2 separate regions of the Homo sapiens genome follow, and region 2 is linked to region 1. Evidence: read pairs that join two places in POLR2A ChIA-PET (ENCODE). Cell type or tissue: PC-9. All regions are shown on one strand. Links, peaks and the distances in the headings refer to the core of each region. The heading gives the core; the rest is flanking DNA.

What was found. ChIA-PET counts read pairs that join two places held together with the same protein. Peaks named below come from ENCODE experiments on the same cell type or tissue, not always from the same donor. Only the 100,000 strongest peaks of a DNase experiment are listed, where the experiment ranks them.
Region 2: POLR2A ChIA-PET joins it to region 1 with 5 read pairs; 2 of 35 experiments call an interaction of 5 or more read pairs at or near these places.

Annotation. Positions count from the first base shown.
Region 1 is chr13:24,119,499-24,135,664 of GRCh38, reverse strand. It overlaps a transcript of SPATA13 not described here and the pseudogene IPO7P2. Among named protein-coding and RNA genes, the nearest start is that of SPATA13, 33 kb to the left of the region's middle. In PC-9, for the core only: no CTCF peak of the experiment used is centred there; DNase peaks (open chromatin) are centred at 7,314 and 8,394; H3K4me3 peaks cover 858 bases; H3K27ac peaks cover 2,670 bases.
Region 2 is chr13:24,001,390-24,017,555 of GRCh38, reverse strand. It overlaps a transcript of SPATA13 not described here. Among named protein-coding and RNA genes, the nearest start is that of C1QTNF9B, 110 kb to the right of the region's middle. RefSeq lists an enhancer at 291-1,192. In PC-9, for the core only: no CTCF peak of the experiment used is centred there; a DNase peak (open chromatin) is centred at 9,385.

The DNA of each region.
Region 1 (16,166 bases), core at 3,913-11,912:
GTGCAGTGGTGGGATCTCAGCTCACTGCAAGCTCCGCCTCCCGGGTTCACGCCATTCTCCTGCCTCAGCCTCCCGAGTAGCTGGGACTACAGGCGCCTGCCACCATGCCCGGCTAATTTTTTGTATTTCTTAGTAGAGATGGGGTTTCACTGTGTTAGCCAGGATGGTCTTGATCTCCTGACCTCGTGATCTGCCCGCCTCAGTCTCCCAAAATGCTGGGATTACAGGCGTGAGCCACTGCACCTGGACCTAAAAATACTCTTAAAGAGTGAAAGTGAGGCACATTATATAATTTTCAATCTTGCTGTGAACAAATATGATTTTAGAGGATACCCAGCTTTCAAACTTCTATCAAAAATACATATGTTCAAAATTGTTGTACTGTCTCTTTCCTAATTATTGCACATCAGAGGAAAAGATGAGAGAAGAAAAAGTATTTTTTTTTTCGAATAATGAGTGTATTCATTTGTTAGGGTTGCCTTAACAAAGTATCACGAGCTAGGTGGCTTATACAATAGAAATTTATTTTCCTGCGGCTCTGGAGTTGAGAAGTTCGAGATCAAGGCATTGGCAGGGCTGTTTCTTTCTGAAGGCTATGAGGGAGAATCTATCCCTGTCTTTTCTTTCTGGCTTGTAGATGGCCATCTCGTCCCTGCATCTCATGACATCATCTTCCTTCTATGCATAACTTTGTGTCTAAGTCTCCACTTTTTTAAGGACACCAGTCATGTTGGATTGGAGCCCGCCTTAATGACTTCATCTTAACTAATTACCTCTGCAATGATCTTATTGTCAAATAAGGTCACATCCTGACGTTCTGGAAATTAGGACTTCAACATGCAAAATTTTGGGGGACACATTCTGTCCATAACAACGAGTGAAGCTCTCCTGAGGCCATAAAATCACTGAACAAAGCCTTCATGTTTTCTAGGCTCAGGGAGCAATGTTGGTACTGGTGAGGGCTGGAACAGTGGGTCACGACCAGCTGCTCTTACAAGTCAGTGGTTCTTAAATGAGTAAAAGCCATTCTGGTCTATCAAGATGGCATATCCAGGGTCTCTACTGATGTTCCCCTGCTACTCCCCGTGCTAAAAAAACAAACCAATTTTCCTCTCTCCTGGAAGCATTTCCCATTGGGATGCTTTGCTAATCCAGGCCTGGCTTAAGCTGCCAAAAAGAGATGTGCTGCTCTCGGCATCCATACGACCTCTATGTAGCAGGCGCACCCCCACCCATCTGCCTCTGTGATAAACAACAGCAAGAAGTCAGCCGGGGGCTTGTTCGATGCCCTGAGCAGCGCACCAGAATCTTCCAGAGGATAACTACTCACTGGGAAGGGGGCCAGGGCTTACACTTTTCATGGTGTGGTTTTAGGGTACTTGGAAAAGCCCCAGAAACCAACATATCAAATCTACTAGGCACTGTCTACCATTACTCCCTGCATAAAGGCAGCGAAGTCCTCATGCTGGGGAGAGAAATTCATTGGCCCAAACCCACAGCCAAGGACACAGCTTTTGCAGCTCTCTTGGCATTTCTCACCTGGCAGAGTTCTATCTGGGTACCATTCTACCTTGTCACTCCGTTTGGACCATTTGCTACATCTTCCTACCTGCTCCCCACCTCCCGCCAGCAACCACACTTAGCACAACCTCTGGAAGGCATGCAGAAAGAGCCTTCCCCCAGGGGCTCGACCCAGCCCCCTCCTCAGACAGGATACATGAAGCGTTGCTCACGAAACCCCCACTCTGGATGCGCTGTCTGATTCTACGCAGGCTGTCACTTCTTCTGGAGGCCACATCCTGGGGACTCGCTCTAGTGCCGATGATTGTTTGCCCTGTCCCCTTGCCCCTTTGGACCATAACTCTGTGTTCTCTTGCTATTTCCTTTTTGTGGCCCCGGCACTATTCTGCCTCTCCTCCCCTGTGCTCTGGTTCTGTAGGTATGGCCAGCTTCCCCCACAGCTGTCTGCTAATATCTCTGCTGGGCTCAGCTCAGCTGGGCCTCCCTGTGCTGCACTCCACCTCCTCACATGTTATGGTCCATCCCACACACACCTTTACGCCTACCTACCACCTGTTGCCTGTCTCTAGCTATTGTGTTTTACCTGCATGACTTGCTTTTTTTCCCTCATCTTCAGGCATCCCTAGCACCTGCCCGAGCTCAGCAGGGGTATCTAGTTCCAGGGCCGACCCTGTCTGTCCTTCCTGTGCCCACTGACATTAAGCTTTCTGTAGCTATGGGCAAAGGCACTGAAATTTACAACGTTTAAATACACAGAGAAATATAACTTTATTTTCTATAATAGATCTCAAATGTCCCAGGAGCCACTATTTCCAACTGGGCTTACACAATCTCTACCAGATGAACTTAATCTCACTGGGCTAAGTACTTAGTGTTTCACATTTCTCTTTCCCTTCAACCTGTGCAGAGAGGAAGTTCTGTGGTGGGGCAGTTTGATCTCTGTGCTATCATCTGGTCTGTATAGGCTGCACAGTCTAATCCCACTGGGCCTTTGGGTACCAGGATCTCTGGCTACATCTGCTGCTGGACCCACCTGCCCGCTGGAAATACGTGGGAATCCATTGCTAATGTTGGCTCCTTCCCTGGCCTCAACTGTCATATCATCTCCAGGTGTGCTATGTATGAAGTTTCCTTTCCTAGACTTGTTTTTGTTTGTTTGTTTGTTTTTGAGACAGAGTCTCACTCTGTTGCCCAGGCTGGAAGTACAGTGGTACAATCTTGGCCCATTGCAATCTCCACCCCCCAGGTTCAAGTGATTCTCGTGCCCTCATCATACTGAGTAGCTGGAACTACAGACGTGTGCCACCACGACTGGCTAATTTTTGTAGTTTTAGTAGAAATGGGGTTTCATCATGTTGGCCAGGCTGGTCTCGAACTCTTGACCTCAGGTGATCCACCTGCCTTGGCCTCCCAAAGTGCTGCAATTACAGATGTGAGCCACCATGCCCGGCCATCCTTTCCTAGACTTTGAATTCCAAACACCACATTTTCTTAATGTCTTCTCTTAAGCCTGGCCTTACTGAATTAACCCCTTTCTTTACCTTCCTAATAATGTTAATACTTTTCAAATACTTTTAAATAATTTTAGTTTCAACACAGTCTGTGAGATGTTGTTTTGGCAGTTAGTTTACCCCCAATTTGAGGCTTGGGGTCCTAGGTGGTTTGCCTAAGTCACACACTCATAAATAAGGACAGCCAGGACAGAGCCAGGACTGAAACTCTGGCCTCTTGGCCTTCTGTCCAGGGTCTGATATATTGGAGTACAGCATAAATTAGGACTTGGTCCAGATGGCCCTATGAAACTGAAGCCTGAGCATGATGGCTCAACTGAATAGAGGTTCACTGTTCTCCTATAACAGAAGATTTTTTGGGGGAAGTCATTCAAGGCTGCATGGCAGCTCTGCAGTGTGATCAGTTTCCAGGCTTGTTCTAGATTTCTCTTCTGTTACACTTAGCATGTGGCATTTATCCTGTAGCATTAAGATGGTTCCTACTTCTGCATTCCAGCTCTGTGCCCAGGGAGAAGGGAGAAGGGCAAAGGGAAACAATCCAAGTAACACATGTCAGCTACTTCTCCTTCAAAAAGCATTCTCAGAAGCCTCAGTCTGTCACTCAAGCGCATCTCATTGGCTGACCTTGGTCACACAGTCAACCCTAGCTGCAAGGGAGTCAGGGAAGCTGTGTGTTCTAAGCTGAGCACATTGGTACCCTGAGGGGATATGTGAGCTGTTATGAGGGAAATATGGTTGGCTGTGTCTGCCACAGCTGCCTACCTCTCTAATCTGCCTTCCCTTGTTTTATGTTGCTATTTAACACCCTGCCTTCTCATGTCCTCATCCTCTCTCTTCCCAGTTGCCACCCCAAAAGTGTTACAATTTCCCAAGACAGCCAGGGTCCACATTGGTTGTCCCTATCCTTCAGCAAAACTCCTATTTCCTCAGATAGATGTTAGAGCAATAATCTAGTCATTTGTACAGCTGTATGAAAGCTGTGGCTTTCCAGATTTTCTGTTATATTTTCCACTTCAAGTACATGGTTCTGTTGTTCTCATAAGCCACTGAAATGTCTTGTAAATCTTGACATTTCAGCATCCAAACTTTACCTCCTGGACACCTGGAAGTAGCACAAAATCCTTTTATCTGACTTGTCTTGATTTCTAGTGATTTCCATGCCCTTGGAGGATTCTGAGGTAAACAAGATAAGGCGCTTCAGTGCCCAGGTCAGGTAAGTAGAGATGCTTCGGGTAGATGGTTTTGTGAGTCAGCCCTGTGAGAAGTCAGCTGGTCCTTGGCCCTGGGGTAAGGAGGGGCAATGCTTTCTGCACAAGTCCAAGAAGCATCATAGGAAAGAGGACTAGCTGGTCAAGACAAGATATGCCCATACGTGATGGAAATTCCTTTATCTCTCTCCTATAAACAAATGCACAAGAACTTAAAAACCCCAATAAACATTTGTCTCTTCAAAGCAGCCACCTAATAAGTGGACTTAAATAATACAGCTACTGTTCAAAGCATTTTTATAATTCCTTTTCTGGATTACTTTCAAGCTTATATGAAAATCTCTTGAATTTCCTTACTGAACAATCCTTGTCCTTTAGGATGGGTTTTATTTCAGAAAAGGAGGAGACTCACACGAAGGCAAGTAAGTGAATCACGATGAAGCCAGAAAGCGTCCCCCGCTCCACCCCTGTGTAAGAACTCTGTCTCATTCCTCCGTAGCTCATCAGAGCTTTCTTTTCAGCAGTTTAACCTGCAGAGATTCCCGGCTCCTTACATTACATATGTTAAGCCTATAGAGAGAAAAATAAAGGTTTTAAAAAGCAGTCACCATCTGAATGGGCACTTATTTAGGTCCAGGAAAATAGCGTGTTTGCAGGTTCTGTTGATTTCTGTCTTCACAGTCATCTGGTAAGTGGTTACTTCTTCACATGTGGTCTGTGCTCTTTCTAAACCACCGTTAAACCGTCAGCATGTTATCAGCACAAAGAACTATTCACTTCACTTAGGGAACATGGACATGGAGTTATTAACCCCATAAAGCTGGCCACCTTTAAACTTCTGATCTTGTCTGATAAACGCCTTGTTCCCATGACGCTAAACAATGAGTTGAAAGGTAGTCAATAAATCAGAACACTGACCCCTCCCACGTACTTCTGCAGTTCTCATCAACCACGCTTTGCCTTTATCTCTGACCTCTTCCCATTTTCTCTCTTCTCTGATTCATGCCTTCTCTCTAATCGGCTGGGTCCTAGACTGTGCTTTGATTTGTATTTGCCAAACAGTCCCCTTTTGATCCAGTTACAGGGAGGTGCCTGTACATCAGCTCACACTGGGAACGAGAAGAACTGGGCTCTGCTCACTTAGTCCTAGTCCCACTGGCCGTGTGTGTGAAGCCATGGGCCAGCCCCTGGCTTCCAGGGTGGACTCCCGGGTGCAGGGGCTTGTGACTGCCCTGAATGATTCCCTTCACACGAAGTGCTGAGCACCCAGGCAGGGTGCAAACCTGCCTCAGCCAGGACAGACCCTGCAAAAGAGGGATGATATCAGCCTGTGTGTTCACCACCACTCTGGGCAGAAAGAAAACATCCTGAAGGAAAGGGCTGTGTGGAGTAGCCTCCTGGCTACCTCACCCACCTCTTTGCACTTCCCTAATCCACAGAGGACCTGGAGGGACTCCCAGGTGAATTTCTCCACCCGGGAGCAGTACAGGCAACCAAAGGCTGGGACCCCAGGGTCCTGCGAGGTCCTAAGGTTATTAATCCCCCACCCTTGTCCCAGAGCTGTGGCATGGGGCTTCAGCCCAGGGGACACGGACAACAGGCACAACAGCACTCACCATACAGGGACTGAGGCAGGCTTTGGCCACATGGTAAGCTGATGCCAGGCAAAAGTTTGTCTTATGTCCTGAATAATAACTATGTGTCCATCACACAGCCTTTGGGTGTACACAGCCTATTTAAAGCAGAAACAGACAGAAATCTGGCCAGGAACCAGAAGCCACTAGCTCTTCCTTTGATTCCATACATAGGGTGGCCCTGCCCGTCTCCTCTGACTTCAGGCAGGCACCAGCCAGGTGATTCAGCCAAATAACAAACCTGTCCCTACTAATTTCAGGGTTAGGCCTCCAGCAATCCTCCGGTCTGCAAATCACCCTCTCCCCTCCTCTAACTCCAGAAGGTTGAGGGCCATAAGAACTTTAAGTTTAAACTTTTTCTCACATCCTCAACGATTCTCTGGACAAGCCTTGTTCTGTGTGTTTTGGCAATTTTTTTCCATCCTGAAACATGGAAGTTAAAAATAATTGAGCATGGGAATTGAAGGATGAAAGTCAGATCTGGGATTCCCTTTCCCTCATGCTCACATGGGACAGACGCTGTACTCAGACTTTGATGGTTGGCTGCTCCTCTGACCCCCAGCATTCAGCGTGGACTGTGGAAACCCACCCGACACTAGCACCAGAGTCTGGACAGTTCCTTTTTTCAGCCCACACCACCTGGACTTTGGATTGAAAGCCCATGCTGCAGAAGCCACTTCTTTAAAGTATAGGATCATTAGAAGTCAGCCTATCAGAGGAATTCAACAAACAGATGGTGCGGTGCCACAGGGTGACAACAACAGAAAGGGTCACTTACCCCGGTGTAGAGTTTGTCACCCACTTTTGCAGCAGTCACACAGATGGGCTGTTCTACTAAGCCTTTAGTGGAACCAATCATTACTTGATCTTGGGTGAGAAAAAAAAGTATAAAAAGGTTTTAGCTCACTTGTTTTCTTGCCAGATCAATTGGTAATAAAATGACATTTTGCTTGCAAGAAATGTAAGCACAATGCGATTATTCTACAAATAAGTGCAAGTGGCTAACCTTAGGTACGTATTTTTTAAGGGAAGTAAGCAGTTTTTTTTTTTTTTTTAAATAAGGTAGGACTTTTTTTATGTTTAAATTCTCCTGAAATATACTTTTTGGTTCTCTTGCTCCCGGGAGTCCTGTTTCCACAACAAGGCCTGTCCACATCAGCGAGGAGTGTTAGAATGCAGATTTCTGGGGCCCGGCGTGGCTGTGGAGGCCTTAGTTTGGGATGCCGAAAGACAGGCTATTCTCAGAAAGCTACCTGAGGCCTGAGAAGCATGACCTGGACCCATGCACTTTCCTAATGGCTCTGCCCCACCATTTAATTACCTCTGAGCAACACCCTTCTCTTCACCTAGCTAGCCAGAAGCCAGAAAAATCTGACCGTACATTGGGGTTTGAATAAATTAAAGTGGATGCATTAGAACATCTTGAAACCTTTGCAGAGCAGGTTAGGCAAGTTCCAGAAGGACAGACCTGGCAGAGCATTTCTGGTGATGAAGCCACAATGTCCTTTCCTGTCCCACGTGTAGGTCACCCCTCCGGGCACAAGGACAATGTCCAACTGGCCATTGTGGAGTCCAATTCTCAGGGCAGTGGGCTCGATTCTGGGACAGTCCACTCTACTGCTGCCTGTAGAAGGTGCTTTCTTCCTCCGAATAAAGCCCCAGGACTCCAGGATTTACAGTTGATATGTCAGAGGCTCAGTCCATCCAGAGCCTTCCCTACAAGCAAAAAGCTTCCCCACCCACCTTGAAGAAATTCACAGACATCAAAAGATCATTGTGTGGCACATGGGTTAGCCCTTGAATTACAGAGCAATTTGCTGTCATTTACTGTAAATGCTGTTCGTTCATTACATCATCATTCTGCCAACGGAGGCATGAGGAGTACCTGGATGCAAACTCAATTCGGTAGGAAGAGTAAGAAATAAATGAAGCTGTACCAGACTTGATGCCTGTCTTGTTTTTATTCCTTGCTGTGCAATTTAAATTTATGATACCATTGTCTTTGAACTTCAAATGTTAAACTTGCTCACAAGTCAGTATTTTTTGCTTTTTTTCAGAACCTGATCACTGTTCAGCAACCATTGATGGGCGCATATTATCTGTATGGAGATTTACCAATGCTTTGTGAGAAAACAAAAATGCCTGTTCTCAAGAAACTTACCAGCTATGGGCTGGAAGGCTCTAAACTGAACTTGAATGACTCATCACAGTCATCTCATTTCTTGAGCTCTTGCTGTGCTGGAGATCTTCTGTCTCCTTGGTTCACTCTATGGTTCACCCTTCTCCAGCTGCTGTCCCCAGAGGCTGTTCTCAGTAGACTACCTACGGGGGCTCCCCTACCCTCTGGCCTCTGGTTGGATTTCAGCAATGGGGAGGGAGCCCAGGCAGGGAACTGGAGGGAGAGAGAAGGAAATGACGCTGGTTGTCAACTCCTCCCTGCTGGTGTCATTGTGGGATGGCTTTGTCTCTTGACTAAAGGTCACACAGTACCTGCAAGGCAGGTTCTGGCAATGCCCTACTCCCACCCCCTCAGAGCTGGAGAGGGTGGCCTCACTGCTACCAGCCTGGGTAAGCTCTGTCCCTGTTGCTTCCTACCCTGGCCACACCTTTGTAAATAACTCCCTTATTAAACAGTCCTCTAGTCATCCCCCTTCCTGCCAGGATTGACTGGCATTTCTACCTCAACACTGGTATTCTCCACTTAAATCCTCAATGCTTTAAGGAGGTAATATTACTAACTTCATTATACAAACCTCGGAACTGGTCTCAGAGAGATGAGATAAGACCACACATTAGATAACAAATGTGAAAGGATTTAAACCCATTTTTGTTTGATTTCACAATCTCCAGTCTTCCCATTATGATCTCTAGAGAGAGAAAACGTTTAGGGTAAAGATTCCTAGAGCTGCTAAGTTAATAATAAAAATAATGGACTGAGTGCAGTGGCTCATGCCTGTAACCAAATCCCCAAGCTGACAGGCCAAGGCAGGTGGATCTCTTGAGCCCAGGAGTTTGAGACCAGCCTGGGCAACATAGTGAGACTGCATCTCTACAAAAAAATATAAAATTAGCTGGGCATGGTGGCACACACCTGTAGTTGCAGCTACTCAGTAGGCTAAGGTGGGATGATCCCTTGAGCCCAGGAGCTCTAGGCTGCAGTGAGCCATATTCATACCACTGCACTCCAGCCTGAGTGACAGAACCTGTCTCTGTCCTGCGCCCTGGGAGTCTGTCTCTCTCTCTCACACACACACAAATATATATACGTAAATGCTTATTTTTCGCTCACTTTCTCTTGCCAGGGAAACTCCAGAATAGACACAATTGTCGTGGGTTTTAAGGGACATGAAGGAGAAAGTTACCCAAGTCCAACATCTACTGAGGAGCAATCTGTCAGCCCCACAGGTCAGAGCAGAGTGTGGCAGTCATAAGTCCAAGATCTGCTTGTGAGTCCCTCCATTTCCCATTAAGTTAATGCTGTGAAAAACTGTTTCATTGGCCTTAGGCTGTACCCCACCTCCAGCTACCCCTCCCCCAGACTCAATCATGGGTCACAGCCGCAAAGGCTCCCCATGGCTCCTGCCCCCATGACTTCATCCTGGAGAGGAAGTCCCTGTAGCAAGTGAGGGCAGAGAAGTGAGTGGAATTCCAGCAGGATCTTGCAACAGACTGGGAGTGGAGGAAGATGCTTTCTCATCACTTCTAGAATGCATCAGAAAGGAAGATGCAAGACTCTCGCCTGTTTGATACAGGGCTCCTGGCTCCCCTGCTCTATTCGTACCTCCCCAAGAACCACAGGGCCCAAGCCAGGAGCAGAGCCAAAGGCAGCTGCTCTCAGCTGCAGGGAAAAGCATAGGCAATAGGGAACATTTGAAATCCACATTCCAGAGTGGGCCCCCTTTTGCCTTCCATTCGTCTTTTCCTTACTCTTCCAGTTAATTGACCAGAAGTTTAATGAGCACCTATTGTCAACAACAGCACTAGGCTTCCTGTGTCCTTCTGCCTCCTGGTTCCTTTTTGCTCCTTCAAAGCGCAACTTTCCTTGGGCTGCCCTCCTCCTTATTCCTCACCTCCAAAATGAACTCTTGCCTCCTTCCTGCTCCTGAGCAACAAAAACGTCCATCCCTTGAATCTTGACAATCTCACCTAAGTCAAGGAAGAATTCCTTGGCTAGTAATTCTCACTAGGTGAACTGAGAACTCTGCTTAATTCTCCCTCGCTCCTTAAACCACTTGGTTGGTGAATTTTAGAAACTGTGCTGGGGGTGGTTTAGGTTGGTCCATACGACCCCTGAAGGGATCATGTGTATTCTGTATGCTGAAGGAGGTGTGGAAAAGGAGAAACCTGCAGTACATACCCTCCATGCCCCCTGGTTCCTGCCTTTGCTTTGCCTCTTGCCTACACTCTGAGGCTTGAAATGTCCTAAGTTTCTTTTCCCAAGACAATAAGGTGAGTCTCATTAGGAATGACAGGAAGTTTCCCTACTCTAAGTCAAGGGGCTCCTCCCTCTCCCGCCGTGTTAGGAGATGCAACTCCCAGGCTCCTCTGCTGAAGAAAGCAAGAGACGTGAGCCCTGAGCCACTAAGCACCGATTCCAGAGCCAGTGTAGCGGCCTCTCCACGCAAGCTGATGTTATGCGGGAGCAGAAACTAAGAGCCTCACAGAGGGTATGGGTCCAGGGGTTGGAGAGAAAGGAAACAAATGGCAGAGAGGAGAGACAATGGGGCCATTGGGAGAAATACCGGGGAGAGCCCCTGCCTTGCCTGACATTCTCTAATGTTTCCTGTCTGCCACCACCCGCTCTGACCCTATGAATGAGTTTCAGTTCCTTTCAAGCACTTGATCCTTGACCTGAATGAGACTTGGTTCTACAGATCTAGGCAGGCAGGCAGGCTGTGATAGAAAAAAAATAAGACAAAAAATCTGACAATATGCTAGTAACATCTGATCCCACTGCAAACATTCAGACTAGTCTATGTGGAATGTAAGAAACTAACAAAATGGACCAACAATTGATGATGTAAAAGTAGTGTACACATTAAAAAAAGAACAAACCTTGGAGTAATTATAACTCCTGTTCATTACAACAGACAAAAGCAGTATCTATACAATATAGAATTGCTAAACCAAACTTGGAAACTTCTGTCAAGTGGGCTGTTTAGCTTTTGAAGAGGTAGAATGCCATGTCCAATTAGACTTGTTTGATGGACTATGACTAAATTCACCTCCAGGACTGCCATTCTCACCAGAATCTAGATGAGAGCACTGCGTCCCACCAGGCCATCCACCTTCCTTCGAGAAAGTCTGATACTCTGCAGCTGCCCTGGAAAGGCACCTTGCCCTTCTATCCACCTTGTCCTTCTGTTATGTTAGACACTGACGGGGCTCTACACCTCGACTGTGTCCTGAAAGAGCTTTCAGCAACCTGCTCCCTGGGAGTCTGTAACTTAAGAGAAAGAAGTGTGGCTGTTACCTTCCTCATCTTATAGATGAGAAATGAATGAGAGAGATTCTAAGGTGGTGTCAATAGACTACTAAAGACAACAAAAACACATTTTAATACACCAAACAAATCTTTAAAAACCGAAAATCAGTTTATCATCAGCTCCTTTCTCTGTATGAACTCTAATAACTGCTTTCTTTGGTGAATTTGTATGTTGCTGGGTGCTTAGAAGACTCTGCTGCCCAGGCTTAGAGGAAGCTGGTGACGATTCTGACAAATCCCATTGCTTTCTGTGTGTCCAGGACCCCAGGCCCAATCTTTCCTAGCTGGAGCCAAGCTGGACGGCACCAGCATCTCACAGGGCCCCTGAGCCTTCCTTTCCCATGGCCAGAGTCTGCCCAGGTTATCTCAAAAGCCTGAAAGAGGAAATGAGTTAGGGAATTAACAATGATCTCTGGGTGGAGGAGTTTTATTTTCTGCTTTAAACATTCCTGTATATTCCCCAATGGGCCTTCACTGCCTTTGTAATTTTTATTAATCAAGGAGTTTCTCATGCTCTCACCTGGAAGAATCCAAAGCCCCATATACAAGGCATTATCCAAGATGTTATTTTTCCACTGATGTGCTATACAGATGCTGATGAGGAACTTTGGCAAGAAGACCCTTACGAATATATATGCATGAAGTTTGATGTGTTTGAAGATTTCATTTCTCCTACCACTGCTGCCCAGACACTTTTGTTTACAGCCTGTAGTAAGAGGAAAGAGGTACTGCAAAAGACTATAGGATTTTGTTACCAGATTCTTACAGAACCAAATGCTGACCCTCGAAAAAAAGATGGAGCCCTGCATATGATTGGCTCTTTCGCTGAAATACTTCTGAAGAAAAAGATCTATAACGATCAGATGGAATGCATGTTGCAGAATCATGTACTCCCCCTCTTCAGCAGTGAACTAGGCTACATGAGAGCAAGGGCTTGCTGGGTAATTCACTATTTCTGTGAAGTGAAGTTCGAAAGTGATCAGAACCTTCAAACAGCCTTAGAGCTGACAAGAAGATGTCTGATTGATGATAGAGAAATGCCTGTGAAAGTGGAAGCTGCCATTGCCCTTCAAGTATTGATCAGCAATCAAGAAAAAGCTAAAGAATATATCACACCATTCATCAGACCTGTAATGCAGGCTCTTCTTCATATTATCAGAGAAACAGAAAATGATGACCTTACCCATGCAATTCAGAAAATGATCTGTGAATATAGTGAAGAATTTACTCCTATTGCAGTAGAAATGACACAACATTTGGCAATGACATTTAACCAAGTAATCCAGATGGGGCCAGATGAAGAAGGTAGTGATGACAAAGCAGTTACTGCTATGGGAATTCTGAATACACCTGACACGCTTCTTAGTGTAGCTGAAGATCATTAAGAGATAACCCAACAGCTCGAGGGAATCTGCTTACAGGTCGTTCCTACTGTTTTACAACAGCATGTCTTAGAATTCTATGAGGAGATCTTCTCTTTAGTGCACAGTTTGACATGACAACGAGAGTCTCCACAGATGTGGCAGCTACTTCCCCTTGTATTTGAAGTCTTCCAGCAAGATGGCTTTGATTACTTTACAGATATGATGCTCCTCCTTCGTAATTATGTAACAGTTGATACAGACACACTTCTGTCTGTCACCAAGTATCTTGAAGTGATATACAGTATGTGCAAAAAGGTTCTTACAGGAGTTGCAGGAGAAGATGCAGAGTGTCATGCAACAAAATTGTTAGAGGTCATCGCTCTGCAGTGCAAAGGGCGTGGCACTGACCAGAGGAACCGGGGAGTGATGAAGATGATATTGATGAAGATGGGCAAGAATATTTGGAGATTCTGGCTAAGCAGGCTGGTGAAGATGGAGACGATGAAGACTGGTAAGAAGATGATGCGGAAGAGACTGCTCTGGAAGGCTATTCCACAATCATTGATGATGAAGATAACCCTGTTGATGTGTATCAGATATTTAAAGCTATCTTTCAAACTATTCAAATCGATAGTTTGAATAGTTTCAAACTATCTTTCAAACTATTCAAAATCGTAATCCTGTGTGGTATCAGGCTCTGACTCACCATCTTTCTGAAGAACAAAGAAAACAGTTACAGTATATAGCAATGCTGGCTGATCAAAGAAGAGCAGCCCATGAATCCAAAATGATTGAGAAGCATGGAGGATACAAATTCAGTGCTCCAGTTGTGCCAAGTTCTTTCAATTTTGGAGGCCCAGCACCAGGGATGAATTGAGTTATCTCTTTCTTTCCTGCTGTGTGATTGTAGTGAAGAGCTTGTGTTCGTCCTAGCAGTGGTTCCAGAAGTGGTTCATGTTATCTACTCTAAACTAATGATGAATAGATGGACAAAAGAAACAACAACCCCAGGAGATGGGACCCGATCATGCAACCTGGCACTGGAAAAGAAACCAGCGGGATTTTGGGGGATCGAGGGGGATGGGAGGTACCTTAGGGGGCATATTTCTTTATTTTTTGAAGAAAGGAAGATCCTGACTGTGAAGCTTCAAAGTGACACTGTGGAAATCTGAAACACGAGGGGATGTCATGAAGGCAGCTTTTCTTTTTCTGAGGAAAGAATAGGCAAGGGCTACAGGACTATTTAAAATGTCTCATTTGCAGTATAAAACTCAAAGGTAGATGTAATTTTTACACCTATGAGCATTTGTCCAATTTCTGTCTCTTCCTCACCATTGGGTATCTATTCTTTATATGTCAATAAGATAAGGTAATCTGATAGCTTTATTCAATCTTCATCATTTTCATTCATCATTGTTCCTATGTAGATTATTGGTCATTTATTGTAGCACTACATAACTGATTATAAAAATCAGGAAATGAATTGGCACTTTCATATTGAAACAAGCCTGCTAGCCTATGTATAAAATAGCAAAATGTTTGCTGTTTATAAAAAGATGTAATGGGGTGTGAGGCAAGGGTAATTTCAAGTTATTAATTGAAAAACGAACTAGCAATTTTGTACCTGCTGACTTTGTGGTGCGCTCACCTCTGATAGTGACTTGAATTCGGTATGTAAAAAGGGTTTAGTGGTATTTCATTGCTGCTAAAAATGACAGCTCCCTCTGTGTCCTCTTTTCTTAAAGCTGTCAGTGTACAAGTGGGTATTTGAATACCAGACCTTACTGTAAAAAATAAGAAAGGTGGTATCTAGAGCATTTAATTGGATATAAAGTTCTACTCTTAAGAGTTGATCTAAGGGTATGGCTGAACATCTATATATGCAATCTATTAAAAGAACTTAATTCAGAAAAAAAAAGAAAAGAAAAGCAAGCAAGCACTCCTACTTCCTCGTTATCGTTTGTTATCTTGCAGTTTTATTCCTCAGACCTAGACCCCAGGAAGCTTCCCACAGTCAGTACCATCCACTCTTTCGTGACAGCGCAGTACCTGAGTTCACCTTTGTGAATAGAACTCAGTGTACTTTTCCCTCCAACCATGTTTAGCCCCATTTCTTCTTTTAAACTGTAAGTACCTGGTAGGCAATGAAAACACCTGGCAGCCTCACCAGCTTCTAAACATGTGCAAGGACTTTTTAAAGAGGATACCTTAATTTTGATTTTAAGCTTTTGTAATAACAACAACCCTTTATGGAGCATTACTTTGTGCCAATTCATAAGCATTAATATTTCACCTTCATGGAACCCAGGAACTGGATAATACTACTGTCCCCCCTTTTCACATGAGAAAACAGAGGCAGAGGGTGGTATAGTGGCTCACCCAAGGCCAGGCAGCTAGTGAGTGGTGTAGCCAGAGTTTGAATCCAGGTAATCTGACCCTGAAGACCATGCTCCTGATGTGCAAAAGGTGGAGAAATTTAACTCCTTTTACTTAACTCCTACTGCTGCTGCGCCTGATAGGGACACAGGCAAGTAAAGACAGCTTAGCCATACATCTTCCCCAAAGAAAAGCAACACAGCCAAAGTGTCAAAGTTAGTGACCCAGGCGACTTGCCCAGAGCGTCTGCTTGGCAAAGACGTGGGTCTTTCACAGTCTGCAGTGTTTCCCTGTAGTTACACTCCAATTTCTCAATAACCATTTACTAGGAAATTAAACAGTAGTAGTAGAATCCTGATTTTTTTTTCAGAGGCGGAAACAGAATCCCAAGAGTTTCCGGGGAGGGAGGAAGGAACAGAGGGAGACAGGGCTGAGGACTGCCTAAGTGCCTGATACAAACCACAGCAGGCCTGCACCTGATCCATCTGCCCCAAAGACAGAGAAATAAACAGATCAATGGAACAACGGCCATTTGGTGATTGTTTCTTGTCACTCTGTGGGGGTGGGGCTGGGGATGGCTGAGAAACTGCAAGCTATCTGAAGAAAACTTCTGCATTTGCTCCCTCATGGAAAAGCTAATGGGAATTCTGTTTAAACAGCATGGTGTTTACTATCAGGACATTGTCCCAAAGCATTCTCCTAGCATGCATAGACTGACGGAGAATTAGCTCTGCCTGCCATGCACGGTGGGGGCTGGCCGGGTCTTGGGCCTTGGGAAGCTCTCCCAGGCTTCCTTCCTTGGCAGCTACTGCAGGAATCCTGAATTGTTTACAGTGAAGCCAGGAGATAAGACCCTCACCGCAAGGAGTTCAGATTCTTTTGCTAAGTTAGAAGACACAGATGAGACAAAGCTTGCAAAGGGGCTCTGCTGTTCTAAGCAAGTCATGGGCTGCCTTTGAGGACCCTTTAGAGAGCTGTGGACACCATGCAGAGGTTCTCACAGATGTTTACCTCAGTTGGAGCAAAAGCATTCTCCAGAAGAAGCTCTGAGAGATGCCCATGAAGGT
Region 2 (16,166 bases), core at 3,297-11,296, 120 kb after region 1:
ACAAAAATGTATATATACATATGTGTGTATATCTTACATATACATATATACACATACAAACACAGACACACATACATCTCTCACATGGCCTTAAGAGCAGAATTTTAGAGCATGGAGAAAAGCTCTGCCCAAGAGATTTAGATTTAGATCACACTGTGCGTTTTCAAGCTCTAAGCCCTGGGTTTCCAATCCTCTGAATTCAGGTCAAGCACGTGGGCTTACGTAGGTTCTGGTTCGGGTCCACCACTCACTTGCTGCACGCCCAGGCAAATTATTCTATTTCTCGGATGAGGATAAGAGAATTGTGAGCATTAACTGAGTTATCGTCTCAGAGCAGTGCCTGGCACGTGTGAGCATGTGTAAATGCATGCTGTTATTTTGGCGATTTGTTCTCTATTCGTAACTCAGGAGTGCTCACTCATCTACTGATGTTACCTCAACTCTCTGCCCTGGCCCAGGGCTGGGCCCCATGGGAAGGATGTCTGCCCCCTGACCCTGTCACCTCCTCCCACACTTCGGGCGCTCCTCACTACCTCCTGCCTTCCTGAGGCTGCCGAGTCTGTGTCAGGCCCCACTTGGTGTTCATCACACCCTCCATGGGCTCCACCATCCACTGTCATTCAGTAACTAAAACTGTATTCATTGAAGGCTGGGCATGAGCCTGGGCGGGGGCAGCGCCATCCTGCACCAGCCCTGGATTCTCTGCACCCTGGGATTTGTCAGGCTCATGTTATCGTGCAGCAGCCAGGCCTTGGGGTGCAGAGCCACCACCCTAGTGCTGAACTGGGGCACAATGCACGTCCCAGAGTGCCTTCCAGGGGCTTTTCTCTGCACAAGGACAATGAAACTTCTGGAAGAGAACACTGGGGACACGCAGCTCAGGAAACTGAGAGCCAGGAAGGAGAGGGAGCGGGGAGGTACCCCCACAGCCCTGCAGGCCATGCCCGGGCCCTGGACACTGAGCCTGCTTAGGAAGAGTCAGTGGAGGTCAAGGTGAACCCAGCGGCCCTGCTTGGCTGTGGGCAAAGAAGGGCACCTTTGAGCCTAGCATTGTGGTTGTGGCCTGCATCATAGCTGCCCAGGCACCAAAGGACGCTCCCAATTCTTCCAGCAAGAATTTGAGAAACGTGAGAAGTCAATTAAAGAAAACTGATGTGACATCCAGGGTGATGTCAGAAATGGGAAGATGTCACATCTGGATCCAAATGGAAATGGTAGCTACTGGGAAACAGCTCTCCCAGCCTCAGGAAGAGCCGCAGCTGCTTCCTGGAGGGCCCAGGGCCACGTCCTGGAGGATGGAGCACTCCAGGGGTGGGCAGGGATGGACCCCACTGGCCTCCACCCCTCACAGGAGGAGCCAGGAGTGGGGTTGAAGGACAAGCCACAAACACAATTCCGGGCAGGTCTCAGGGGTGTCTGAGAAAGACATACGCAGAGTCCCGAGTCCTGCCAGGGACTTGGAACGGGGCTCTGCCATTTTCCTTGTGGAGCTCAGAACCATGCCACGTGTCACTGTGGCTCACACTATTGCAGCCAACACATACACACCGCGTACCCTCCAAGTCACTGTGGAGCCAAGGAGCCGCGACATCCGAGGGCAGAAGGACGAAGGACAGAAGCGTGTCTTTGATGCTCAAATCCCACTGCCTGAGGAAATGCCTCTGTGTTTTAAATTATTTCTAAGAACCAACAACTTCATTTTGCTGATTTAGGTGGGGTCATGAGGGGACTATGACGTGTCACCAGCCGAGGCTCACCTTGGCATGGTTTGGCTGGAAAGACCCCAGAAACGGTGGACCTAGGAATTGGGGGGGGGCCTGCCAGGGGTCGCCCCAAAGGGGAAGGATCAGGAAGGCCGGGGGTGTCCTGGCTGGTCTGACCTTCTAGGGGATGGCAGGGAAAAACCTTCTGGGATGAACCATGAGCAGAAAAGAAGCCCCATGAGTGGGCAATGGTGAGAGTGAAGCAGAGGGGCCAGGTGGCCCCTGGCTCAGGGTCAGGCCTGACTCAGCTCACAACAGGGTCATATTCAGGTTTTTTATTAAATTACTGCTAACAGAGAGGGGATGCCACAGGAGAAACAAGCTTGGAAGCAGGGCTGTCCCCGAAATTAGTTTTTCCTCACATGTACTTTGAAGAAAGGATTTTCTTAAAATGTACAGTCCAGCTAGTTCCTCTCAGCAAAAGGTAAATTGCTAAGGCTTTTACTTAGGTTCTCTATTTGGGAAAAAAATTAAATAATGTCATGTGTCTATTTTGCAGTAAACTCTGGCTTTCAGCGATGTTTTTGCTTATAAGACTTTTTGTATCTATTCATCTCTCGTTAAGAGTCACAGAGGTCATTGTTTACTATAAAAATCCAGTGGCCAGGCACGGTGGCTCACATCTGTAATCCCAGCACTTTGGGAGGCCAAGGCAGGCAGATCATGAGGTCAGGAAATCAAGACCATCCTGCCTAACACGGTGAAACCCTGTTATCTACTAAAAACACAAAAAAATTAGCCAGGCGTGGTGGCGGGTACCTGTAGTCCCAGCTACTTGGGAGGCTGAGGCAGGAGAATGGCATCAACCCAGGAAGTGGAGCTTGCAGTGAGCCCAGATAGCGCCACTGCACTCCAGCCTGGGCGACACAGCGAGACTCTGTCTCAAAAAAAAAAAAAAAAAAAAAAAAAAAAATCCAGAAAGTGCCAAAAAGGGAACCTGGATCTCAGAACTACAGCAATCCTGTGGAAATCTTAACCAAAAGGGAGAAGACAGGAACTGAAATAACTTGTGTGAATAACACCCTTAATTCACAATTGAAATCAGGATTTGTTTCCTCTCATCAGTTTCACTAAACCACTTACCTTCCTTTTAAAGGAAGTTGTTAAATAACAATAGTAAATTTTAGGAGAAGACATACACTATTTTGTTACAAACTAACAGACCACAGGATGAAGGCCTTTACCTGGATGATCCACTTGCACTTAATGAATAAATATATTTTCTCTTTCTTATGATTTTCAAATATTATTTTCTCTAGCTTACTTTATTGTAAGACTACAGTATACAGTACATATAACATGCAAAATATGTGTTCATCCACTGACACATTATCGGTAAGGCTTCTGGTCAATAGCAGGCTATTAGTAGTTAAGTTTTGGGGGAGTCAAAGGTTACATGCAGGTTTTGAAAGGCCCCAGAAACAGTGGGGCCATTTCTGCATGGGGGAAGGGGGGTGTGTTGGTGCCCCCGAGTTGTCAACTTTAGTTATGATGAGGTCATTAGGGTGAGAGCCTAATCCAATATGACTTGTGTCCTAATGGAAAGGGAGACTCTGGACACAGACATGCACACAGGGAGAATGCAATGTGGAGACTGGAGTTAAGCTACCAAGAACTGGGAGAAGGGCTGGGCCCCGACCTTCCCTGGCACCTGCAAAAGGAGCATGGCCCTGCTGACCCTGTGGCCTCCAGCCTCCAGGACAGCGAGGCAAACCATTTCTGTTGTCAAAGCCACTCAACTGTGGCACAGCAGCCCTAGCAAGCGTATACAGCCCCTTTGCGTGACGGGTTTGGAGGCTCTGACTCTAGCACACTCCAGACTTGCACATCGAGTCAGTACAGCACAACAGCTTAAAACAGGCTCTGCAGTCAGAAAGGCCTACAGTCCATTACCTGCTCCCAATAACCTCATGAACAACATGACCAGGCTGAGCTCTGATTTTCTCATGGGTCAAACGGCTATTGACTGTATGCAGCACCCAAGCCTTCGAGGTTTTTAGAGGACAAAATAAATGAACACATGTGGCACTCCTAACACTGCAGACTGTTGACAGCCTGGTCTTCTGGGGCAAAAAAAAAAAAAAAAGTGGAAAAAAAAAAGACTGTAAGGGACAAGGAGCAAGTGGGTGGTAAGGAATGAAAGCGATGGGTGTAGGTTACTCTTTCAAAACATTTTCTCACAAAAGGCAAATTAGAGATCAATAAGATCTTGGAAGAATTCACAAGGTCAGGAAAAAAGTACCTTTTTAGGATAAGGGCGACTTAAGCTTGTGTGTAGATTTCTTGTCCCCATTCTCAGAGTAGGTAGAATCCTGGGCACTGTCCCCAAGCAGTGTCCCAGGTATGGGGGGCAAGGCACAAGGGTGAGGGGGCTGCCCATGGGCCCCAGAGCTGGGACAAACCAGGAGGGAAACTGAGCAGCAAGTGGGAGAGGATCGTCAGCCCAGTGGGTGAGGGAGGGGAGGAACGGGCTGGCAGTGGGCATGCAATGCTGTGGAAGCCAGGGTGCTCAGATGAAATCAGAGTTCCACTTACAGAGCGGGAGCTGAGCTGAGGAGAAGTTCCTTGGGAGAAAGAGCATGAAACAGTGCAGCACGCGTGGGGAGACAGGAAGAGCTCTAAGCCCGTTTCAGTGGGAGAAGAGGAGGCTGAGGTTTTTCCATGTCTGCACAGGTTGCCATGTACCCCCCACCCTGGCTCTGGGCTCAGCCACATGGGCTGCAGCCAGTGGGGTATTAGCAAAGGGGTGACAATGGGCCCTTGGAAAGCTCACACAGTGTGGCTTTGCTTGCTCCCCACTCTGCCGTCACGGTGAGAAGGTGTCGGGCTGGCCTGCTGGATGAGGGAGAGTTGTGGCCTAGGTGTGCCCTGTCCCCAGCCACAGCTGGGGAGTGCCAGCCACAGGAGGGAGCCCAGCCCAAGCCCGTGAAAGCCCCGACCTGCAGACGCATAAACCAAACAGATGCCACTGTCTGCAGCCACGGGGCTCAGGGTGGTGTTCTGGGCATTGCTGTGGCAACACTGACTGTTGCAGTGGGCATGACTGCTCCTATGCCCGTGCCATTCCCAGCAAGGCAGGTGCTGTAATCACAGGCTTGCAGCCTGCACCCCGCCCACCACACACTTGGGGGTTGGCTGCGGAAGACGGGGAGGGAACAGACTCCAGGAGCTTGTCAGGGCAGAAAAAGATCAACCAGGGGAGCCCCTGAGAGGGGAAGACCATGAACTTGATCAACATGGCCAACTCGAAGGGCCAAGTGAGAAGCCTATCAAAATTGCCATATGCTTGTCCTCTCCCACTCCTTGGAGACAGTAGGCACAGCCTTTGTCTCTGTCCTGTTGTACTAGAGGACACCCTAATGGTGTACCTGGGTGGTGTGTACTTCTCAAGATACTGACCAACCACGAGCATCTGCTGGTGATGTCCCCCTGCCTGGGGGCAACCTTGACCAAGATAGAAGAGAGTTTCATCTGTGAGCTGCCCTATGCCTCAGAGGCTAAAAGTATTTTGGTCCTTAAGTAGAAAGTAGTTATCTCTTCTGGAGGAGTCCCTAGACCCTTCTACCAGTGATGGAGGGTCTGGCTGTGACGCAGGTGAAAAGATTCCCCAGGAAAGAGACTGATACCTCTGCAGGCTTTCATCATAGGCTGGTTACACACCTGGCTTCTTGACAGTGTGTTTGCCAGTGACACAGGTCCCTCACATCCTTGCTGGGGCCCATGGTCAGACACAATGGCTGCAAGAAACCACTGCCTTCATCTTCTCAGTAAGTCATCAGCAAGTTTTGTTTAGGGTGGTGGGCAAGCCCCGGTCCCTGTGCCTGTGAGTTTTACAATCCGTAGGGGGAGGCGGAGGTGCACATTGAAGCCTCCGCTGCAAGTTTAAAGAAGAAGGCTGAGCATTCTGGGTCTGTGGGATCATCCCTCATGGTCCCCCAAGTTTGCCTGTGCAGGTGGGCTCTGCCCCTAAGTTCCAGGCCATCTACCCAGGCTAGCACCAGCAGGCTGGACAGATGGCTGCTTGGCCAGAGCTGAAGACTATGTTCTCTGCATGCCCCCTGCCAGGAAGGATGTTGGAGACTCCCAGGCTCCTGCTTAACTAGTAGAGTTAGAGCCTGGTGTTTTCAGCCACACCAAGAGAAGAAAGCAAGACAGGGCCAGTGCCTTGTTGGTGGATCTGAGGGTCCTGGTGCATGGGACATGCTAGTCTGTATCCATATCAGGCCCATCAGGAGCATGGCCAGCCCACAGCTGGAGGGCATCAGCCAGCCAGGACAGGGAGCGTGGCAACAGAATTCCAGGTTCTGTCCTCACCAGCAGGGACACTCTCAACCACCTGCTGCTGGGTCGCCACATTCTCCAGGGGAGGGCAGCAAGCCAGACCTGCCCAGAACGGTCTCAGGGATCCCTGAGTCCTCAGCACTTGGGCCCAGACCAGCTGCGGAACGTGAGACAGCATGAGATGGCCAAGCCGGCCGGCACTGCCTCAGAAATGAAAGGAAGGGAAATTCCTAGAACCAGGTGCTCAGGGTGGATGCCCACTCCCCTGGGAGGCAGGTGGGAGCTCCGAGTGCTGATCCAGGCTGGGAGGTGGCACCCAGGCAAGATGGGTCTCGCTGGGCTGAAGCAGCCTTGTTTTCCTGCAGTGTGGCTCTACAGGGAGGGGCCCACGGCCAGGTGGTCAGGACCTGGGGAGAAACCAAAGCCAAGGTTGCAGAGGAGTCAGCAAACTGCAGAGTGCAGGCATATCCCAGCAGTATGGGTGCAGAGGGAAAGACAGAAGAAAGCAGTAAGGCAGAGAGGGAACATTCCTCTAGGACAATCCGAGGGGTCTCCATCCCCTGGGACCTCAGTCACCAGTGGGGCAAAGCATTTAGCAACCATTTGACATGCTGGAATGGCAAACCATTCCTAGAACCAGGTGCTCAGGGTGGATTCTAGGAATGGTTTGCCAACCAGCACGTCCCATGCACCAGGGCCCTCAGATCCACCAACAAGGCACTGGCCCTGCCTTGCTTGCCAAGACACCATCCAGGCCTTGGGTGAATTGCCCCATGGAGGAGCAGGAGGGAGGGAGGAGTGGGGAGGAAGATTCATGGGAGGAAGAAAGGATGGAGGAAGGAAGTAGACTGCTGGGAGGAGAAGCAGATCCAACTCAGGCCACAGGTGGAGGAGCTTCCAGGCACGAGGGATCAAGGGACTGTGAAAGGAAAATAAATCTTGGGACCCCGAAATCACTAAGCCCAAGGGAAAAGTCAAGCTGGGGTTAGGCAAACCTGCCTCCCATTCTATTCCTAAATAACGTAGCTACAAAGATGAAAAAAAAAAAAAAAAGCTACATACCTCCCTCACAATATGCCCACAAGGAAACTCCTCAAGATCTTTACCCTAAAACAATTCTGCTGAATTTCACTTTGGTGATGTAAAGTGATGGCTTATCTTCACAGATGCGGAACAAAGAAGAGAACTCAAAGTCATCTGTCTGCTCATCTAAGGCAAATGCATATCTGATTGCTTCCTCTGCCCCACTGTTTATATAAAAATGCAGATTCGCTGAGCCAGACTAAGAAGCGACTACTATCCCCTCTCACATATAAATTGTTTAATTCAGTGAAAGGCTGATCATAGATCCAAAAAGAATGCAACCATTTATCTCTTATCTACCTATGACCTGGAAGCCCCCTCCCCACTTCGAGTGGTCCCACCTTTCAGGACAAAACCAGTGTACATCTTACATGTATTTGATTGATGTCTCATATCTCCCTAAAATGTGTAAAACCAAGCTTTACCCTAACTGCCTTGTGCACATGTTGTCAGGACTGCCTGTAAACCAAAAATAAAATTGTAAGCCCCCCAACCATCTGAATGGATGTCTCCTCTTGGCCAAGGGCATTCCAAAGTTAACCTGAAAAAGTTATTTAGGCCAGGATGGAAGGGAGGTAAGACATGCCTCATTATACCCTCCTCCTTTTTGGAATTCAAAAAAAGCCGACCAGAGTTAACATCAACAGACCTTAAGTCTGATAAGAAACATTTACAATCTGTTTTCTCTGAAGCCTGCTACCTGGAGGCTTCATCTATATGATAAAACTTTGGTCTCCACCACCCCTTATCATCCTAACCCAAACATTCCTTTCTATTGATTCTAGGTCTTTAGATAGTAACCTAACTCTTTCAATCAATTGCCATTCAGAAAATTTTAAAATCTACCTATGACCTGGAACAATCCCACACCCTGCTTCAAGTTGTCCCATCTTTCCAGACCAAACCAATGTACATCTTTACATGTCTTTGACTGAAGTCTCATGTCTCCCTAAAATGTATAAAACTAGGCTGTAGCCCAACCACCTAGGGCACATGTTCTCAGGATCTCCTAATGGCTGTGTCATAGCTCATGGGTCACTCATATTTGGCTCAGAATGAATCCCTTCAAATATTTTACAGAGTGTGATTCTTTTCATTGACAGTAACCTTGGCAAAATAAACTTTCTAAATTAATGGAGACGTATCTCAGATACTTTTGGTTCACAGGACCATGGGAGAAGGGTGGCCCTCCTTGCTGGACCAGCTGAGCCTCTCACTTCCACATGGTGATGTCTGGGATGCACTGAACTAAATGTGTCAGCTCCAGGAAGAACCAGAGCAGAGTTTAGGTGGGGATAGCAGGCTGGCTGAGGTTTTCAGGGCACCCTCAGCAGGGCCTGGCAGAGTTCTTGGGTACCCACAGCAAAGAGACCTACCCCACGTGATGGATGGCATGCCCCTGGCAGCAGAGAGCCCGCTGGCTGAGGCCACTGCTCAGCACCTCTTGTGCTGCTCCTTGTTCCTGATTCTGTTTGGCAAGAGCAGCCCCCACCTCCCGCACTTGGTCCCAGAGCTATGCTTTCCCCCCTCTTCCCTCCTCCTTGGCTGAATGGCTGTCTGGGGCCTGTGGGTCATTCCATCAGTGAGTCATTTTCATGGACAGGAGCTGCAGAAGATAGGCCTGAGAGCCATCAGGGGATGGGGGCAGTGAGGTAGGAGTACATGGGGGTGGACAGGGAGCTGGGGGCCAAAGGTTTCCAGGTCTCTGCCAGGTGACTCACAGCAGATTCACCTCTGCCTTCCTCAGCTGGCCCAGGCCTGCTGCCTCCTCCAGTGTTCCCCTTCTCTTCATATTAAACACAGCTTCAGTCCACACTCTAGATTGCTCTTTTCTTTCTTGATCTCTCTCTCTCTCTCTCTCCCCTCCCCTTCTCCTGCTCTCCTGCTCCCTACCTCTTATCTGAAGTCACCACCAACAAGACCGTCCACCTGGAGAGCTGTGGAGGGGCTGGGGGCACCGCCCTCTTTCATGGTGGCCCATGACGAAGGCACTAAGAGCTGCCGGCTATGGAGCATCAGCGTCAAGATCAGCCAGCCCCAGGGACAGGGCCTGGCCATTCCAGCTGGACAAGGAGTCAAGGCTTTGCAGGTGTTCTCTTTCTCTGAGATGAAGGAAAACTGAAAGAAGAGCCCCTCAGCCCACAACCTTCAGGAGTGAATTCAGGTGCATTTTCTCCTGAAATTTACAGATAACCTGGTCTGATCATCAAGAGCTTTAGGTGACTGAAATCTCTTTATGTGTTGTGCAATAAATGACCCGAGGGCACACAGTGTGTGGCTGTGGTCACAAGCTCTCCCTCAGCACACCAGCTTGAACCTCCTTCCTTAACCTTCACAGGGACACACACCTGGGTGGTTCGGCTCCCATGAGTGGGGCTGCTGCAGACAGGAATCATTCACACACTTTGCAGCCTGGTCTGCAGAGCAGCCTTTGGGCCGCGCCTGCCTCCATTTCCCCCCAGGACTTCTGGGTTATGCTTGAGGTAGAGCTAATTTCTGTCCTTTCTTGGGGTGGCATGTGCACCCAGATCATGATGACAATAAATACTGTTTATTAAGTCTCACCATGCATTGAGTATATGTAATATTTCATTTAATCTTCACAGTGAATGCATGAGCTGAGTAGTACTGTTACTCTTAAATTTAAAATGAAAAAACCCTGGCTGGGCTTGGTGGCTCACACCTGTGATCCCAGCACTTTGGGAGGCCAAGATGGATGGATCACTTGAGACCAGAAGTTCAAGACCAGCCTGGCCACCATAGCCATTTTTAGTAGAAAAGCTGTCTCTACTAAAAATACAAAAAATTATCCAGGTGTGGTGGTGCCACCTATAATCCCAGCTATTCAGGAGGCTGAGGCATGAGAACTACTTGAACCTGGGAAGCAGAGGTCGCAGTGGGCCAAGTTCGCACCACTACACTTCAGCCTGGGCTGACAGAGGGAGACTGCACCTCTAAAGAAAAAAGAAAAAGCCCCAAGCCTTGCAACTTAAACATCACCCAGCTTGTCCCTGGTGCAGCAGGATTTTGAACCCAGCAGTCAGTCGCCCCAGGGGCCAGCTACTGACCACAGACATGACACCCACTCACTGAGCCCAGTCCCCTCCACAGGCAAGCCTCACCCCTCAAAGATGCAAGCAGTGGCCTAGCCTGGCCTTTCCTCTGACCAGAGGCTGGCCCTAAACATGTCACTCAGCAGAAGGGTATTAAACTCTGCAGAGGGCTCAGAGCCTCAGGGCCACCAGGCAACCGGCACAGGCCCTTGCAATGCTTGGCAATCAGGAGAGGCACTGACAGAGGTGACTACAGTGCCAGAGGGCAGCTAAGGGCCAGCAGGAAGGTCACACTCAGCTGAGGGGACACTGGACGGGAGGCCTTGTGCACAAGCTGGCCTTCAGACTGCATCCTAGAGGAAAGGGGGCTCCACACGGAAGGAAGGAGGGGTGCACAGGATGGGGGAGGCTGGCCCAGAATGACAAAACTGTGACAAAGCCCAGGCAATGCCACAGCATCCTCCTTCCAGAGAGGGGCTTCGTGTTAATTGCCGAGCGGGGGCATCCTCTCCCCCTACACCATCGACGTGGCTTCCCTGCGCTCTTAGAGTAAAATCCCAGAACAGCAGCCCTTGTCAGAAGCTGGCACATGAATGCAAGGGCACCAGGAGCTTGGGCTGCGTGTCCCGGTGCTCTCCCAGCTCCACCATGTGTAGGCTGGCCTCATTGCAACTCAGCTCCCCAGCTCTTAAAATGGGACCATAGCCGTGCAGGCCCCTAAGACAACTGTGGTGACCAAATCAGCCGGCACCTCCCAGAGTTAGGGTCCAGTCAACCACACCTGCAACTGTGATGAATTAGTACTTGGGCCGGCCTGGCCTGGCCTCTATTCGCTCCTCTGCCGCACCTCGTGCCCTGAGCCTCCCAGTTTGCTGTGTTCCTTTTTCAGTTCTTTCGCACATCACATTAGATGAAATGGGGACATGCTGGAAACATGTTTGTCTTGTCGTTGTCTGACACCGTTGCTCATTTATACTGTGTACAGATTTTATTCTATCACATTTGCAATCTCAAGGAACCTCATGTTATGAAATGCTTGAGGTGCCACGAAGGCCCTGTGTGTTTACCTGCTGATGAGTTAGTTGATCTCATGAACACTCAAGAGTGACATCTTATGAATACTGGGAATAAGAAAACTTGTAATACAAAAAACCACTAATGAACACTGACATTTAGACTTACCCTCTATACCCTCCCGGATATGCTTTAACATGTCAATTATTAACCTCTCACCTAATAATAGAATTATGGTGGTTACTCACAAAGTGGCTGTCTCTCCTCTGCAGCTCACACTGGAAACTGCAGGAACACAGCAGGCACCTCCGGCTGCTTGCAGCCCAGCCAGTCTGACCCTGGCCTTCTCAGGGGATGTCTCCTATCCCGAAGCATGGGTCCAAACAGAGCAATTGTGTAGCAGAACAGGTGATGATTATGCAAGAAACAGTACGGTCTTTTAGAAGATCAGCTCTAAAGGTCAAGGGGGTGGATGTCTTTATTAAGAAGGGAAAAAAATGTCAGCTATGCTGCTGTGTGCAGAAAAAGGAATCCACTCCTCCATTGACAAAAATGCCCATGCTGCATCTTGCTGAGCCTCAGATCTAGCTTTCAGGGTTGTGGCAAATCTAAAAGCACATGCATTCCTCAGAAAATGCCCCTCTACAGCTCGTGTGTTCTCTGACCCTTTACATGACACATACCAGCTGTTCTTCACATTATTTGAAAGACACTTTTATGAACTCAGATCTCCCCCATCCCTCTCCCACCCCCTGTCCCCACACCTAAAATTCAGGAGTTCATCCCTTTACCAGGGAAGAAAGCTGTATAATGGCCCTTTTTCACCAAGGATTCCATATTCCCCAAAGCATCCTTAAAACTGTAGTTTCCATTTTCTCCCTGCATACACTCCATTTCTCGTACTTAAATATGAGCTCCTGTCCTGGGCTTACCCTGCTAGGCACCAGGTGAGCACTATATTCCTGAGCTGCTTCTGTGGTCTAAGAAGCAAGGCAACCCTCCAATTCATTGAAGATCTCCAATTCTCGCCTCTAAACATACAAGTATCTTTTAGGAATGTGACTTCATAATCTATCCAGATTTAGCAAACACGGTAAAAATTTAAGAATCAAAACAGTTTTCAAATGTGAGCACAATAGCCAGGCTACCAGAAAACAGAACTGATTTGCAATTAAATGCTGATGTCATCTTTCAGCATCTGTTAACTTCTCCCCTAGCGACTCAGAGAAAGCAGAGTTCTTCCAAATTAAGGACTCTCAGAAAAGTACTTACTTTGAGAAACTCTTAGCTCTTTTAAAATGGAAAGCAATGTGGCAAAGATAACCTATATGTCATGAAAAAGTAGCCATGTAAAAGGGAATGTAGATTCATTTTCAGATGTGCACAATGAATTCATTTGATTTATTCTCACAGACAGTAAATAGATTGTGATGATAATAGGACAGCTAAAGCCAAGATGTGCAATTTAAGCTTTCACTGCAAATTTGATAATGGGAAGGGTTTGTGGTTTAATGTGGGGGTCTCAGGTGGCTGGCATTTTGCTGAGTATCCTTTTGCATCTTACTATTATTAGCCTACTGTCACTGTAGACTCTCCCACAGCTTTCACGGATACTGTGACTGAACATAATTTGGGAAGATAAATCGTATGGAATGTAAATTTTCAGCCCTGTGTGTATGGAGCAGTCTCGGAATTGATTTAATTGATGCACTGTGCTGACCACACCTGCGTCTTCCTGGGGCAGGGTCTGTTGCCCACAGCCAGCTCCAGGACACCCAGGAGAACTCCCAAGGAAGGAGCACCTTCATAAGGGGGCAGCCCTACCCTCCCTGAGTCCCGTCTGCGCCCCTGTGAGGAGCCCCTCACCCCTGGATGGCCACAGAGCTAAGAAAACCCCTTGGTTTTCCTAGAGAACTAGAGAGCCGGGAAATAAACAAATATACTGTGGTCCATCCAACCTGGATGAGAGAAATCTAACAATAAGTAAGCACAGTTGCCACACTAACTGTCAACACTGCCGTAAATGGTATCTGTTCAAAGTGCGCAGATAGGTGTTGGTACAAGAACCGGGATTTCACTCCTGACTCTTTATTGACTGATGACTGCAGAGCAAAATTGTGTATCTGCTTTTCAATTTCATCTTCTAATAATTCATCTTTCTTTATGAAATTTACAAACTCGGGGTTCATGATGCTTTGGAGATTTTTTAAAGCCGTGTTTCACCAAAGACAGAGACATGCTACCCTAGGAAGGAACCCAAGTCCCTGAACGACCTTGAGGACAGACCAAAGCCCAGGAGTGCCCACCAGGAACTATGCAAGGAGACAAGAGTCAACTTCTATATTTAAAAGACAATAGTAATAAGTGCTGTTTCTGTGTGTATGTATATGAAGCAAGTGTACAAAACAATGCTGCAGGAGGAGGGGGAGTGTGGCTGAAAAGGGACTTCTGCTGTATTGGTTCTTGTTTAATGGGTTCTGTATTTGCTGATGTATATTGTGTTTTTTCCCACGTCTCTAATATTGTATTAAATATGTGAGTCAAATCAAGTATAGAACAAAAAGGAAGTATTTTAAAATCATTACTATAATGGATAATGGCTGATGTATAACGTAAAGACAAATACTTTTGCAAATATTTTGCATTAGTTAAAAAATGGACTTTCTACAGTCATAATACTCTGCTTCAATCTAAAATTGCTTGAAATGCATTATATGCAATTAAATCTGTATTCATTACTACTAATATAATACGAAAAGAACTGAATACACGATGAAGGTTCTAATCTTAGTTCTGTTTCTTTTAAAATCCTAGGTTTTCTTAAGAGAAACTTGTTATCTTAAAGCCTTTACATGCTTCCAAAGAAAAAATTACGCATTACTTGCTTTGTGGCACAGCAGCCTTAATTCAGGTTCCTCATGAAGACATGCACAGTACCCTTTCCTGTGTGCACTCCATTCATTATTTGAATTCTCAATCTTTTTACCACCTTCTCTTGTAAACCTGCTGTTATCTCATGGCTCAGTAATGAAATTGTTACTGGTGTCAGAGAAGCTGTGCTTAGTTTAGGATTTCTGTAATGGAAACATCAAAATGGCTTAATCCAACACCTTCTCTGAGTGATCTGGCCTAGGCACTCCCCTTTCTATCTATAGGTACATCTAAGCATCCATACACACACACACACACCCCTGCATTTATAGACCAGCGTGGGGAAAATGCTACAGACAGAACCATTGAAAACCAGACAGATGGGATTTTGAATAAAAGGGCAAATGCTGTAGTTCGGAAGACTGAGTCAATGGCCACAGGGAACTGTCTGCCCATACACTCCTGGCCTGAGATCATAGGGAGAATTAACAGAAGAAGAACAAATGATGGCAATTTTCTCTGTTCACCCCCCACATTCAGAAAAAGAAAAATATTTCATTGAGCCACTTCTAAGGACATCAGAAGCGAAGGTTCCAATAGGGCCCAATCACCCAGGGATGACCAATGAGTTTGATTTTACAACACTGTGTATGGGGAAAGACAGAGCTGGATGGGTTCTACGTCCGTGCCTGCCAAGTAAGGACTGCAGAGCAGCAGCGGGTAGGAAACCTGTTTCCATCAGAGGGTACAGCCAGTGCTTGTGCTCGGGGGGTCACAGGTGCACTGGATGCTCTTCCTTCCTCAAGGAGCCGGACGAGGCTTGCGGCAGTCCTATTCCAAGGAGACTCCAGGAACTGGTGAATTCGTGAAGCTCCTGCAGTCTAGTCAGTCCAACCAGGAGGGATGGGGAGACTCAAAGACCAACACACTCACCCCCCTGACCAGGCCTCAGGCCACTGAGGCCGATCTGGTGTTTCCCTAAGCCAACCGTGCTTTCAGACACAACCACCACCAGCTCCTCTACTCCTTCCCCCAGAGTGTGTCACTCTGTCCCCTCTCTATGGAATGCAGAGCGACTGTGACATTTCCCTCCTACTCGAATTCGTTTGTCAATGCTTCTGACTCTGAACACTCCAAGACGACAGAACGTTTTCATCTACCTCCTGCCTGCAAGCCCAACATGGAGACTGGTAGATACCTGTCATTCAACATGTTCACCAACACGGTTTTTCAATCACAGGCATAGTGTTACAGTGAGCTATTGAATAGGTGGATGGACACATACATGACCATCATCTTAGACCTCTGCTTGTAAATGACCTCATGTGACAGAGGTCAAAAGCTATGACACTGCTTTTTTGAAGCCCATGCCTCAAACATGTACCTGACCCCACCTCTGCCACTGCACAGTGACCTCTCGTCACTCCCTCTCGGCCATGTAAGATGTTGACATGTGGCTCACAGTGCACCATCCACCTCTGCTCCCACCCGCCCCCTGGGTGACTTCAATGTCTACATGAGTGACATTGTGGCCATGCAGTCTCCTCCTCACCTCCCATGTCCCCTTTATCTCACCATCCTTCCCACAGCCACACTCCAGCCTCATCTTCTGAAATCACTGTTTGAATCTCTGGGGTCAGTGCCGGAGCCTCTCCCCACAGATCACCTGCTCAGTCCTCACCCCTGCTCCCTCACCTCCCGGCCCCCACCCAGTGCTGACTCTTTTTACTTCTTCAACCCATCAGGTTCTCTTTCTTCATTTCCCTCCATATCCACGGCCATCATTGAACATCCCTGCCAGTATCCAAAACTCCTCACCCCTCCTGCTTCCCACCCAAGTCACTGGGATGAGTGTGGTGCCCTGGTGGGTCTCTGCTAGGGTCTCCTGGGAAGCATCACCATCAGGACACAGGGGCATTCATGGGATTGACCCTAACAGACACGGCAGCCAGCCCGGCCACCCTCCTGCCTTTCCCCGCCAGCTCATTCTCCCCTCTCCACCGCCACTCCTTAACGCAATCTCCACTCTCCTCAAACTTCCAGCCCCACCGAACCCCACCCTCTCTCACACCTCACCTCTCTCACACCCTCCTTCTCAGAA